2 separate regions of the Homo sapiens genome follow, and region 1 is linked to region 2. Evidence: chromatin contacts called from ENCODE Hi-C or POLR2A ChIA-PET data. All regions are on one chromosome and are shown on one strand. The core of a region is the stretch at or near the end of the contact, and the rest is flanking DNA. Distances in the headings are between cores, read along the strand shown.

Region 1 (7,096 bases), core at 1,584-4,083, 410 kb before region 2:
CTTTTTACGGCTGCATAGTATTCCACGGTGTATGTGTCCACATTTTCTTTATCCAGTCTATCATTGATGGGCATTTGGGTTGATTCCATGTCTTTGCTATTGTGAACAGTGGTGCAATGAACATACACATGTATGTATTTTCATAATAGAATGATTTCTATTCCTTTGTATATATACCCACTAGTGAGTTTCCCAGCTCAAATGGTAAGAAATCAAAATTTCGATTGCTGAAAAATATTAGTGAAAGGATTAGAAGATAGAGTCAAAATCTTCCAGATCATAAGGACAAAGACAGGAAGATGAAAAATATGAAGGACAGAGAAGAGACGCAGAGGCTCAAATCAGAGGACGCAACATCTGACTGATAGGAGTCCCATTAAGAAAGACCAGAGAAAACCTTGGGAAAACATATCAAAACAATGCGAGAAAATGTCTCAGGGCCAAAGGGAGGCGTAGTTTCCAGATTTCTCTAAGTACCAATCAGGATTAATAAGACCCAAACATCATTATGAAATCTGAGAACACCGAGATTAAAAGCAATCCTAAAAGTTTAATGACAGAAAACAACATTGACTCTAGACAGAGAATTCCTTTTTTTAAGGCTTGTATTTCTTCTCCCAGCAAGAAAAAACAAAGATCAAAAACTTGAGAGTTAACAAATTGTGCAAGAAGGTCAAGTTTGAAGCAAACTAACTGTTGTATGGTTTCAATCAGCGATAAAATTAAATAAAGAATCTTCATTTGGCCTCTTGCATTTGACCCCTTTCATAGAGAGATACAGGGGTCAAGAAATTGGAAAAGTATGTAATCAGAGCATCCCAACTGGCCCTTTGTTGAAAAGTATTTGCATATATAGCATAAACACTGCTTACTGGCTTTCAATTTTTAGTATCAAGCTGAACAGGAACCATGAGAGATTTCATAATGGTTACAGAACAGCATTGCTAACAACCTTAGAAATAGGAAGTAAATATACAGTTTATATATGTTGGAAAGTAGAATGGTGCAGAGAGCTAAAGAAAAGAATACAGTGCCTGTATCTTCAGCTCATGAAGTAGATTTTTAAATATACCACGTAAAATTACCCAAGAAAACCAGAAGGAGAGCTTTTTAAAAAGTAGTATCATTAAAAATTTCTGTTGAGGAAAATTATAAGACACAGAGACATTCCTCTTGATTGAGACTGTTGTTGAGATTGCTTTACATTTGATGCAAAGTCCGTATATTAGTAATGAACAATTAAAGATCAAGAAAAAGCACATGTGCATATTAGTCTAGTTTACAGAAGGCATTTCTAGAAACTCACATGAAGCACCACTTAGGGACACATTGTGCAAGAAACAGAAAATGTGTCATTTAATTTATAGGCCAGATAAGATCATGTTCATTCTGACATTGTACCCCACAAGTGACTTTGGAGGCTTATGAAGGCATATTTTGGCATGAGTTCATCTTTAGAGTGCCTCTGTGCTTAACATGTACTTTCTCATTTCAAATGGAGAGGAAACTGGCTGATGTAATGACCCTGCCAGAGAGGCCTCCTCAAAATGCTGGCTTTGTTGGGATGGGAACAAGTCCCAAACACTTGGTACTTGTCTGGTCAACTGAAAGAGCTGGTAACACCATTTCTTTTGAAATTCCTTTGTTCTTCAATATAAAATGTTCTTCCTCTGCTTCCATCAGCCTACACTTTTGCAGGACTTTTCTTCCAAATATTCAGGCCACGTTATTCATATATTTTGATTGTCCTTGCATGAAGAAATGATTTTGCAACTACATGAAAAGTGGAAAGGCCAGCACCATTGATCTCATTTTTTAAATGGACAAAAAGGTACAAAGTTAGTGACATTATCACCATAAAGTAGCACCAGAATTCCTGTTTTCCGACTTCCTAAAGAGCTTCTTTTTGAGCAACAGCAAAGTTATCTCATGGCACTTTAAAGATGTTGCTGTAGAAGTTCAAAAATTCAAGCCAGAATAGTGATCATACAACCCACAGCAAATAGTCATGGTGGGTTTCCAGTCCTTAGCTAGTTTAATTCAACATGTTTGAAAAATAAAATGAAAAACTTGAGCTCCAAATGTAAATGTAAATGTAAATATTTATATATGGAGATATATATCTCCAAACACATATGCTTTCCCTAAGTTTACCTCAAAAGAAAACTAGTTATTTTTAAAATTAACATTAAAAATGAAGGCCCTTTGCATTGACTCTGAACACAGAAAGTTAGGAGAGAGAAGGGGAGAAAAAGAAGGGGTAGGGAGAGGGAATGTCTTTTCACTTACTTCAGCAGGATTTGGGTAAGCATCATATAACACAACTGTGTTTCTGAAACATTTTTCATATACTTCCTAAGTATTTCATGAACTCATATGAACACAGGGGGGAAAGTAAACTTACACAGGGCAGGAAAAAGAGAAAAGTTTTTTGGTGGAATTTGAATTAATGAAAGTACAAATAATGAAAAATAACTCTGCAGTCAGATTTCAGGATTTACTGGATGTTTTCCCTTCTAAAGAGTCTGAGGGTTACAAAAACTTCTTTCCAGGGAAAACAACGAAACTCATATGAATCCTGGGTTTTTCCTTTGAGGGAAAGTTTATTGTAAACAGAATTGTAAGGGAGGGAGAAAAGTGCCTATAGCGAGCTCTGGCATTAATGAAAACTTGCAGCCACCTTCAGAGCTGGTCCTGTCTGTCAGAGAGTCAAGAGTGCCCTGGAGGAGAAGTGCCTCCCATCACATGAGCCACGTTTGCCAAATAGAAAGCAAAGCCTGGGAACTCGTCCCCCAGAGCAGTCGGCTTTGGTTCCATTTCCTACCAGAGCAAGCAGACGGGAAGCATTTCAGCCTGACAAAGAGGCATGCAGAAGCCAAGGCTAAAAGTAGACTGCATTTCAGAGGTTCTAACACTGAAAGAACGGAAACCATATGGGAATTACTTTATTATTCAGCTGAAGCCTTCAGGTGGCTTTAAATTAAAAGGAATATTGTCAACCACATCCCTGGGCTTTTTTTTTTTTTGGTCCCCTTCTCCAACCCTCCCCCTCTTTTCTTTTTAAACTTTACAAGCACTGATTTAGCAGTGGAAATTCCCCAAATATAAATTAAGCATTATATCCACCCAAGAAATTCTTCCTGGCACTCAACCAGTAGAACAACATTAAAATCTCTCATATAATTCTTGGGAGAATAAACTAGAGGGTGTGTGTGTGCGTGTGTGTGTGTGTGTGTGTGTGCATGTGCGTGTGTGTACATACTTTGAGTTTTTTCCTTCTTTAGAATTATGTTTCATTATATAAAGATATTCACTGACAATTAGACATACAGTGTCAGAAGGGATGTAATCTCCCTACAGATATTTAACAACGATACTGAAATGTAGGTCACACCTCTAAAAACTGATGCCCAATTTTTGTGCATCAATAACTACCACATGTACAGATTTTCCACCACTGCTGCCACCATCACAACTGTGAACATCCCCTCCACAGCCCAACATTGAGGCCTTAATTCCTATAACTCTAAAGAGATAAGAATGCTGACTGCATTACTTAGGACAGGCTGGATAATGCTGCAGGAACACACCACCTCTACCTAAATCCCCATGACTTGTAGTAACTGAAGCTTAATTCTTGCTTACATGACATGTTCAACCTCGGTCGGGAGGTCTTTCCATCATAGCCCCTCATCACATGACCAGACTGTGTAGGCTCTCTCGTGGCCTGTGCTTCAACCAATGTAAGGGGAAGGGGATGAAGCAAATCACATGGCAACTCTTAAAGCTTCATCTGGGAAGTGACACATGTGACTTCTGCCACATTTCATGGCAAGCCACTTTCATAGTCATGCCTAGACTTAAAGGAGGCAAGAAAGTACAACTGTGCTGAGTGTGCCCAAGGAAGGCCATCAGAATATCTGTGAGCCTTCCTAATTGCCATAGGAGTCTCACAAAGGCTTGAAAGAAACACACACACACACACACACACACACACAGACCTGTACCAGAGCACATAAAGACTATCATTTGATTCCTAAGGTACACAGATCCCATCTTCTTCTTACTTACATTCCTAGCACCCAGTGCAGGGAACTCAATGTCTCCTTGACGAAAGAAATAACAGAGCAATGGGGCCAATTGTCTCTGATAGGTCTCACTTCTTAGCACCCCAGGGTTAATATGGCAGGTTAAGCTGGAAATTTCTTTCTGCTTTTAAAAACAACGATAACAACAGGCTGGGTGTGGTGGCTCAGGCCTATAATCCCAGCACTCTGGGAGGCCAAGGCCGGCGGATCACTTGAGGCCAGGAGTTTGAGACCAGCCTGGCAAAACCTTGTCTCTACTAAAAATACAAAAATTAGCTGGGCATGGTGTCACACACCTGTAGTCCCAGCTACTTGGGAGGCAGAGGCAGGAGAATCGCTTGAACCCAGGAGGCAGAGGTTGCGGTGAGCTGAGATCGTGCCACTGCACTCCAGCCTGGGTGACAGAGCAAGACTCTGTCTCAAAACAAAAACAAAAAGAAAGAAAAAAAAAAAACAGAAAAAATGAATGCGTGACATCATCTATGTTCTTTAAGTACATCTCTGGTTCTCTATAGGACAGTGAAGGAGTGTTTAGTCTCTAGTAAGCTTTCTGAGACAAAAATTCATAAAGATACATGGAAGAGTTTCCTTGCTAGACATTTAAAAGAAACCAAAAGAATATTTTACCACTCACCTACCCCTTAACACAAATGCAAATTTTTTTTCCCATTAAGCGCTCAGGGACAGAGTATTCCATTTTAACACGAATAAGTCTCTCTTATACATAAGAAACAGCAAAAGAATATCGTATAAATCTTGCTTTCCCAAGAAATAGTCCAAAAAAAAAAATGTGTTATCTGAGAGAGAAACTAGAAGGTCAAATGGGAAAAGAGACACAGAAGAAGAACCTTATTTTCTCCAGCTCAGAAATACTTCCCTACCATTCCTTCTCTGGTACATTAACCTTGCCCTACTCCCTGAACTTTTAATGGGGAAGAGTGAAGGAAATTTATTGGTGGGAGACTTAGGAGGCTTTTAGTAATGTTAGAATACTGCTTACTGTTTACTAGATACATGGAGAGACTTAAATAAAAAATTCATGCCAACAGTATCTGTACAAGCGACCAGCTGTTCTTATTTATTCCAACAGACATGGTTACATAGGACTCCAGGCTCTATTATCCAGGCTCAGACAGCCACTCTGGCAACAACTGCACAGGGTTTGAAGCATTTCAGGTCCCAGAACAAGCCCTTCATTTCACAGAGAAGTGCTGAAGATCGTTTATTCCAGTAAGAACTCAAAATTCTACCCAAAAGCTATCACCAGAGGAAGAAAAAAAAAAACCTCACCAATTTTTCAGGCTCAGCTCCTAAATTAAACTTTCTTTCTCCCTCTCATGCCCAAGACCAACCAGAACCCACCAGCTCTGTCATCAATGACTGACTCCATCACATGAAACAGGACCAGAGGCTGATAATCCCAGTTTAGTAGAGTCTCTCCATGGTAAACTTTGAGAGAATTCGTATCCTTCCATCCTAGAGTGACTTTGTATACAGGCATCTCGTTTGAAAGGTGTGTGAGCACTCTTTTTTGTTATTTTTACTTTCTGATCAATATCAGCAAATGGCTGAGAACTGTATAATTATGAGAAAGCAGCTCTAAAGAATACTAGCTTTCATGTATTGAAAGGGACTAGTGTAAAGGCAGCAACTACAGTAGCAACTGACATTCATGAGTGTTTTCTAAAGCACTGGGTTTTATACCACAAGCTTCATCATCTCACTTAAACCTTAAAATAACCCTATGACATGTGCTTAGTAATTTCATTCCAAAGAGTGCAGTATGGGAAAAAGTCGGGGGAAGGCAAATTTGCAGTGAAGAGACTTGGCACCATGACCTCAGCCAGGTTATCAAGATCAACATCTATAGTGATACGTCATGGTGATCATAGGTACTCTTGATATGATGGTGGAGAATGGTGCTTCACCTCTGTGGTCTTCCTCTGAAAAAACCCATAACCAAGTCCAATCATGAGATGAATTTCAGTTGAAGGACATTCTACAAAATATCTGACCAGCACGCCTCAAAACTGTTAAGCTCATTAAAACAAGGAAAGGCTGAAAAACCCTCATAGTTCAGAGGAATCTAAAGAGACATGACTACTAAATGCAATGTCGTATCCAGTATGACCCTGGAACAGAAAAGGATATTAGGGAAGAACCAGTGAAATATAAAGATAAAAAAAAAAAAACCCAAACTGTGGAGTCATTTAATAGGCAAGTCCCAATGTTGAATTTTTTTTGACAAGCATACATAATAAGGTAACAAGAAAAGGAACCAGGCAAGGGATGTAAGACTACACTCTTCCTTTTTTTGCTACATTTCTGTAAATCTAAAACTACTTAAAAATTAAAAGTTTTTTTTTTAAACTCTGAGGATGATTCTCTTATCTCCATTCTAGAGATGAAAAGCTATAGGTTCAATAACTAACTTCTCAACATTATAATACAGAGCAAAAGAACCCTTCAGATATGCCTACTTCACATTTAAGCCACCAATGGAATAGAGCTGTGGGATAGGCCCTTGCATAAGATTTATAAAAACTACTTAATGCCAGATACATGCTGAGAAAATTAAACTGAAAGAATTTATTTCACTTACATTCCTCGTAATGAGATACTTTTATTTTAGCATATACTCTTAAGCAAAGGGGCCATAACATACTTTCTAAATATTTCATCCTTATTTCCCATCACAAATTTCAATTACTCAGTCAATGCTATGTGATGATCACATTTAAACAAAATTAGCTTAGGATTTTGCCAAAATGTTGACACTTTAACATTCCCTGAGAGAAGGCGGCATCAGCCAATGGACCTTTCACCCTATAATGTCCTATCTTTTAGCTACTCTTATTTGTGACACCCACATTTTCTCTTCTGATACACTAACTGGATATTTTGGTGCTGGTGAACTCAGCCTGCTGCCATAACACAGGATCAGTGAGTTACAAGTTAGGGTGCCCCTCAAAAGAGAATGACTACATCAGTATAAAGAAAGCCTAGCT
Region 2 (6,505 bases), core at 664-3,163:
AATATATGAGAGAAGAAAGTGGAGAAGGTAATAAACTATCCTGGCATCAGAAATGATCTCACAAAACATACCTGAAGATAATAACCTTTAGGTTATTCTGCATGTAGAATTCAAAAAGCCTATTCTGCATATTCCTAATATTTAGATATCACCTCAGATAAGGCATACATTTGCCCACTTTCAATAAACCCCCAACTTCAGTCTCCAAAATGCTTTTCCTTTTTTTTTTTTTTTTTTTGAGACAAAGTCTGGCTCTGTCACCCAGGCTGTAGTGTAATGGCACGATCTCAGCTCACTGCAACCTCAGCCTCCTGTGTTCAAGCGATTCTCCTGCCTCAGCCTCCCAAGTAGCTGGGACTACAGGCACGCACCGCTACGCCCAGCTAATTTTTGTATTGTTAGTAGAGACGGGGTTTCGCCATGTTGGCCAGGCTGGTCTCGAACTCCTGACCTCAAGCGATCCACATGTCTCGGCCTCCCAAAGTGCTGGGATTACAGTGAGCCACCGCGCCCGGCCCCCAAAATGCTTTTTCTACAAACCAAATGACAGTATGGGATAAACAACTCCTGTATAAAGTGGAAAAGCGCTGGGAGAAATTGTACCTAAAGTGGCAACGTTTACTGGGTGTTGAGTGTTCCCCTCATTCGCGCATGACCCAACCTAGAAACATTCCTAAGTTAAGCTACTTAGGAAACAAAGTTAGGGCGTCTTCCTTAGCCTATAAAAACGGAGTGGACTGCGCTGCCTCTTCACCCCGCAGCAGCAGAAACAGCCATCCCTCTTTTGGACGGGCGTGGCAGATAGAAACAAAAGGTTAAAACACAAAAGGCGGGGCGGAAGGCTGGGTCAGAGGAGCTTCTGGGGCTCACGTTCTGCTTTCTATTCAAACACACTGAAGTGGGGTTGGGGGCGGGGGGTGATGGAAAGTGAGAGAGGTGAGGACGGATACCAAGGATTGCCTGGGTTATTCCGGGTGGATCGTGAAACTGAAAGGGGCGGACGGGATGGCTCTAACTAGTGGTCCAGGCCCCATCCCCTCCATCCCTGCATCTCTGACAGTCTGTAACCTGTGGCTTCCTCCACCCCATCTCAGCCCCGAAGAAAACTTTCTGAACTCTTAGCTGTTTGTTGTAAACCTCTCCTTGACCGCTAACACAAGGGACCAATCCCCTCCAACCCAAACCTTTCTTCCTTCCATTGTTGCAGCGTTTTTATATTGTGCGTGGTATCTACAGAGCGCTCTGCAGACAGCTAAGTTATACAAACGACCCCCATATCCATATCGCTTTCTTTTGCATGACCAGGGTCAGGGCTAGGGTGGGGGCGAGGCTGGACTTGACCCTCTCAATTTCTGCATATTCATCCCTACATGAGTGCAGCTGGAAGAACGCGAAGCAATACCCCCTCACCCCACCCTTTTGAAACCCTCCTCCCCATCCCCCCAGCCCCTCATATAAAGAAGCACATAAGATAAATGCCTACTTGGCTTTTGCCTATTAAAAATAAACAAATGAAACAATTGCGCGAGTTCTTTAAAGAACAAAAGAGAAGGGAACGGGGAAAGGAGGTACAATTTACCAGCCAAACTTTGCCACTGGGCTACTCCTCTGCCCTCCGAAGGGCGGGGAGCGGGGCGAGTTGAGGGGAGAGAGGTAAACAAGACAACAGTCCCCACTCACCTTCTTCCCCACTTCGTCGCACTTTTAAGGGACATTTCCCCCGCTGCAGTCCACGAGGCGTTCGGACACTTTTTCCCGGCCTGACAGCAGAGAAAGTCGGGGCGGCAAAGTTGCGAGAGGGAGATACCCCGGCGTCCGGGGGAGAGGGGAGGAAAGAGAGTTCATCAGAGTTCCCCCTTTTGTTCCAAGTCCCGGAGCAGACAAAGAGGCGGCGAGCGGCGGCAGGTTTCTCCCTCTCACCCCTTCTTCCTCTCTCCCTCCCCTCCCTCCCCGCCCCCTCCCTCTCCCCGCATCTCCCGCCCGGCTCGGGAACCTCCGAGGCGAGCTGGGGCTGCTCGGTCCCCAGTTCATCACAACTCTGCCCAGACGGTCTCCTCCCACTGCCAGGCTCGAAACTTTCCCCGGGAGATGCCAGCCCTGGCCCCCTCCGCACCGCGCACAAGTCTGGGGTGGTGGGCAGGGGATCTCCAAAATCATTGTTTCCCGGAGATGCACCTCTTTGTTTGCACTTTCCCTGCCAATCAATGTGAAACATTCACTTGGGCGTCGAGTTTCTGTCCATTTTTCGTCATCCCAAGAGACAAAATGCAAAGGGTAGGGGGTCAACCCTAGATAAAGGCGCTTACACAATCAGAGGTGGGGCGCAGGCTAGGCTCTTCATCCTCCTTCCTCCTCTCGGATTCACCCTCCTCCCTCCTCTCGGATTCACCCTCCTCCACCCAATACACAGAACAACTCAAAGGGGCTCCAAGTGTTAGGAAACTCCTCTCCCGCCCTTCCCCACCTACCCCCACCCACGCTGTCCCTCTGGAGAGCCCTCTAATTGGCAGGACAAAGGCCAGCTCCGGGTTCGGCCGGGGCCTCCGCCCATCCCTCGGGGCTACCTGTTGCTGCAGGCGCAGCGCAACTCGGTCCAGGGGCTCCGAGGAAGAATTCCCAGCTCCAGCATCGCGCCCACCTTCTCAGGCCCCGAACTTCCCCTAATCTCAAACTGCGAAGGCAAGGCTCTCAGGATGACCAGGCGCCCTCTGACCCTACAGCCAGGCGCTGCTCACTCGTCCTCTTCCCTACACCACGTCCTCGTGCTCACCCCAAAGATCTGACTCGGGGTCCCAGGCCGCCTCCTCATCCTCCACCCCCTGCCGCGACACGTCCCAGCCGAGCATCCCCTCTTTCCTTCCCCTCCCCCACTGCCTTGTCCGGGACAAATCAGGTGTCTCGGACCAGGAACAGCTCCCGACCCTTCCCCAGGTCCCTTCCAGTCATTCTCAACCTCCAGAATTGGGACCCCATCCACATGGTCCCCCACCCCTCGACCCTGATCCCAACTTCGGGCCATAGCATTAGCTCGCTGAGTGACTCAGAGCAGCACTCGTTTTCCTTCTAGATCCACTAGAATTGAAGAAAAAGAAAGCAGGGAGGTGGGGGAAATGGGAGAGAGTAGGGGCCCGCATGGGGAAGCAATTTCTAGGGCAAAAGAAAAAAACATTTCAATGCGAACACCCACCCTCCAGTTGGTATCCAGCCCGTCGCGCACCTTTGCCTCCACCCTCTTTCCTTTCTCCCCATCCCAGACTTGGAATCCTTTCGGGTTGGTGAAGTTTGGGGGTAGAAGGATGAGGTAGACGGAACCTTGGGGACCTGGGGGCTATGTCCTGGGTTGGCTTGCGGGGGGAGGGGCATTAAGAGGAGGGCTCCCGCTGGGTCCGGAATGTGGTGGCGGTAGGTCCCTGCACCCGCCCGGCGACTCCTTGCCAAGGTCTCTCCTCCAGAGCAGAACAAAGACGCCGCGAGGAGAGCTTCTGTCCTCGCCTCCCCCGCCCCGCGCTTCACTCGCACCAGCCCACGCCGCTCTCGGAAACTTTACAACCAACTTCCCCTAGAGTTCGTGCGCGCGGCGAGTGGGCCAGAAGGAGAAACCGGGACAATCGCATCCCGGGACCAGAGATGCCCTCTTCCGCGTCCCCTCCTGGACAGGGAGCACCACCTCTTGCACCGCCCGTCCCAGTCTGCGAGCTGGGCGACCCGCGGTGCCAGGGCGAGCGGAGCACGCGCTTTTCCCAGCCCCTTAAGCGAATGATGTTTCTTTAGTCTGGACGCGTACAGTACTGGGCAGTGGGGTCGGAGATAAAGAAGCGGCCGCCGGCCACGCGCAGGGCCGCGGCTCTGGCCGCAAAGTGAGGCCGAGAGCGCAGGAAGAGCACGGGTGTGAGCCGCGCCCGTCGGGCCGGGTTCCTGCGCGTCCCGTTCCGCCCTCGGATCCCAGCGAGCAGCCGCGAGGCAGGACTCAGGGACCGCCCGGGCGGACCTCCTGGAACGTCGGCCTCCTCACCTGCGGGGAGCCCCGACACCTGCGCCGTCTCCTTGCGGAGCCCTGGGTCTCTTGGGCAGTCAGTCGCCTACTGGAAGCTCAGGAACCTCATCTTAGGCGAGGAATCTTGAACGCACCACAACCAACCACAAAGAGAAAACAGCCCCCACCCACTCCTGTCTGGCACATTTTCCTCTTTGTTTAATTATGTTGACTTCCAGAATTCTCTTTTTGGGAGAAGCCTACCCTCCCCCAGACAAAACCTTTCCTTCTGTTATCCTCAGGGATCTGCGTGGAAAATAATGAAAAGTCAGTACTTTGAGACAATTCCATTCTGTTGCCTCTCGAAAATGCTCCAGGTTATAGGGTAAATCAACCAAGATAGAATTTTTGACTTCGAAATAACACCCAATACTCCGCTTACTAATCAGAGCTATTAAAACATTACCGATCCTTTGAAAATGTTTACTGTTTGTTTCTCTCTTTTTTATGGGAATGAAGAGTAAGGGTCATTTGCTAGGTGCAAAAGTCAATATGGCCTTAAGAAGGCTTTCTTCCTGCTGCCTGTCTTTATGAAATATTGCTCTCAGAGCTGTTTGAAGTATCTCCCTTTCCCAACCTGCTTGTGAACAAACATTTCTTCCTGGAATCTTGGTCTTCAACAGGTCAGAGCTCCCCCATCTCTGTAATAAAGCCCACTCCTGGGACAATGTATGAGCTGTTCACTCCTACCTTTTAAAAGCATACCATCTTTTCTCAGATGCCACCACAGCTTTAATATATTTTTAAAGAGTTAATTAACATCATCTAGGCTCAAAGATGGATATAGCAGAGCATATCAGCCAGGTATCTTTTCTGTACTAACAGGGCTGGGGCTCCACCAGTATGTCATGGGCTTCCTACTGGCAGGCCAATGGCATCTTACTCTTCCCTCTCTGCTTCCCCATTCAAGGGCTTCCTGTGGCTGCCAGACCCCACTTTGCCAGTGCAGAGGGGCAGGGCAGAGGAGCCAGGCAGTTAATTCCTCTCAGAGCAGCCCTCAACCAATCAAAGATAGGTGTTGAGGCCAGGCATGGTGGCTCACACCTGTAATCCCAACACTTTGGGAGGCTGAGGTGGGTGGATCATTTGAGGGCAGGAGTTCGAGACCAGCCTGGCCAACATGGTGAAACCTTGTCTCTACTAGAAAATACAAAAATTAGTGGGGCGTGGTAGTATGTGCCTGTAAACCCAGCTACTCGAGAGGCTGAGACAGGAGAATTGCTTGAACCCATGAGGCGGAGGTTGCAGTGAGCCTAAATAGTGCCAGTGCACTCCAGACTGGGCAACGGAGTGACACTCCATCTCAAAAAAAAAAAAAAAAAGGTGTTGATATAAAAATACTCCAGCTTCCCCACTGAGCTTAGGACTACGGTAAATTGTACTCTAGTCTCCCAAAGGTGCCCAACTTTGAGTTTCAGATACACACAGCAGTAACCTCCCCTTTAGGGAACAGTGTTACCTGCCTGCCATCCTTCCTTCCTTTCTTCCTTCCCTCCTGGTTTCTCTACTTATTTCCTTCACTCTCTTCCCTGCCAATGCTTTCTAGGATCTCATCCCAAATAGATTACAATACTTGCCCTCAAATCCTACCCTTTGGGTCAGTTTCTGGGGAAACACAACTAAGAAACCTCTTATATATGTTCTTTCTAAAGGGAGGACTCTGTTCTATTTGGAGAATGAAGTTACAAGATCCGATTTTCTCTAAAAAAGAAGTTATTTAATTAATGAGAAATGTCTTGAGTTATCTAGTTCATTTTCTATGTAATAGTTTAAAATTAGATAGCTTACTGAAGGAAACGTTAAGTAGCAATAAGTAGGATCATATGTCATACGTGAAAGTTTTGCACAGAGAGTCATTAAACAGAAAGAAGCTCCGTAAGTCTAATGCTAGCAATCAGCAATGCAACAGGAAATACTGTTAGAATCACACTTTTGAAAAATTAGTTAGAAGTAACATAGCTTTTGATTGAATCCCCAGTGAGAGTGAAGGAGTATAATAAACATTTCCCATACTATATGACCAGTGAGAGATCCCACAGTGTCTTTCTGCAAACTTCTTATAGCATTGATTGGCCAACTACTTAATGCAACATTTTTCTTTCTTTCTTTCTTTCCTTTTTTTTTTTTTTTGAGACGGAGTCTTGCTCTGTCGCCCAGGCTGGAGTGCAGTGGTGCCATCTCGGCTCACTGCAACCTCCGCCTCCTGGGTTCAAGTGATTCTCCTGCCTCAGCCTCCTGAGTAGCTGGGATTACAGGTGTGCACCACCACACCCAGCTAATTTTTGTATTTTTATTAGAGATGCGGTTTCACCATGTTGGTCAGGCTGGTCTCAAACTCCTGACCTCAGGTGATCCACCCGCCTCGGCCTCCCAAAGCGGTGTGATTACAGGCGTGAGCCACCACACCCAGCCACAACATTTTTTCATATGTGTGAAATGATATATTAAATATCCTCTTAGCCACCATTATGA

What was found. A loop is a pair of places that touch in the nucleus more often than their neighbours do. ChIA-PET counts read pairs that join two places held with the same protein, here RNA polymerase II (POLR2A). Pooled maps may share reads with other maps.
Region 1: a pooled map shows a loop between it and region 2 (4-fold over the local background). The contact joins the enhancer-like site here to the promoter of CASC15 in region 2. A Hi-C loop is called at or near these places in 1 of 37 single-sample maps with no recorded cell type and 8 of 50 pooled maps. POLR2A ChIA-PET finds 5 or more read pairs at or near these places in 1 of 52 experiments (WTC11).

What each region holds. Positions count from the first base shown.
Region 1 is chr6:22,067,533-22,074,628 of GRCh38, reverse strand. All of the region lies in intron 8 of CASC15 (cancer susceptibility 15), which reads right to left. Among named protein-coding and RNA genes, the nearest start is that of NBAT1, 76 kb to the left of the region's middle. Within about 2 kb of position 2,833, at least 12 of the 41 ENCODE cell types and tissues checked have a DNase peak (open chromatin) inside an H3K27ac peak, as active enhancers do.
Region 2 is chr6:21,661,821-21,668,325 of GRCh38, reverse strand. It overlaps CASC15 (cancer susceptibility 15), which reads right to left and starts at 1,913. Exons shown (of 12, transcript NR_015410.2): 1 at 1,681-1,913. It overlaps LOC124901483, which reads left to right and starts at 2,266. Exons shown (of 3, transcript XM_047419653.1): 1 at 2,266-2,274; 2 at 2,511-2,679; 3 at 3,368-3,785. The coding sequence starts at 2,266. The coding sequence ends at 3,771. RefSeq lists a silencer at 2,354-2,648.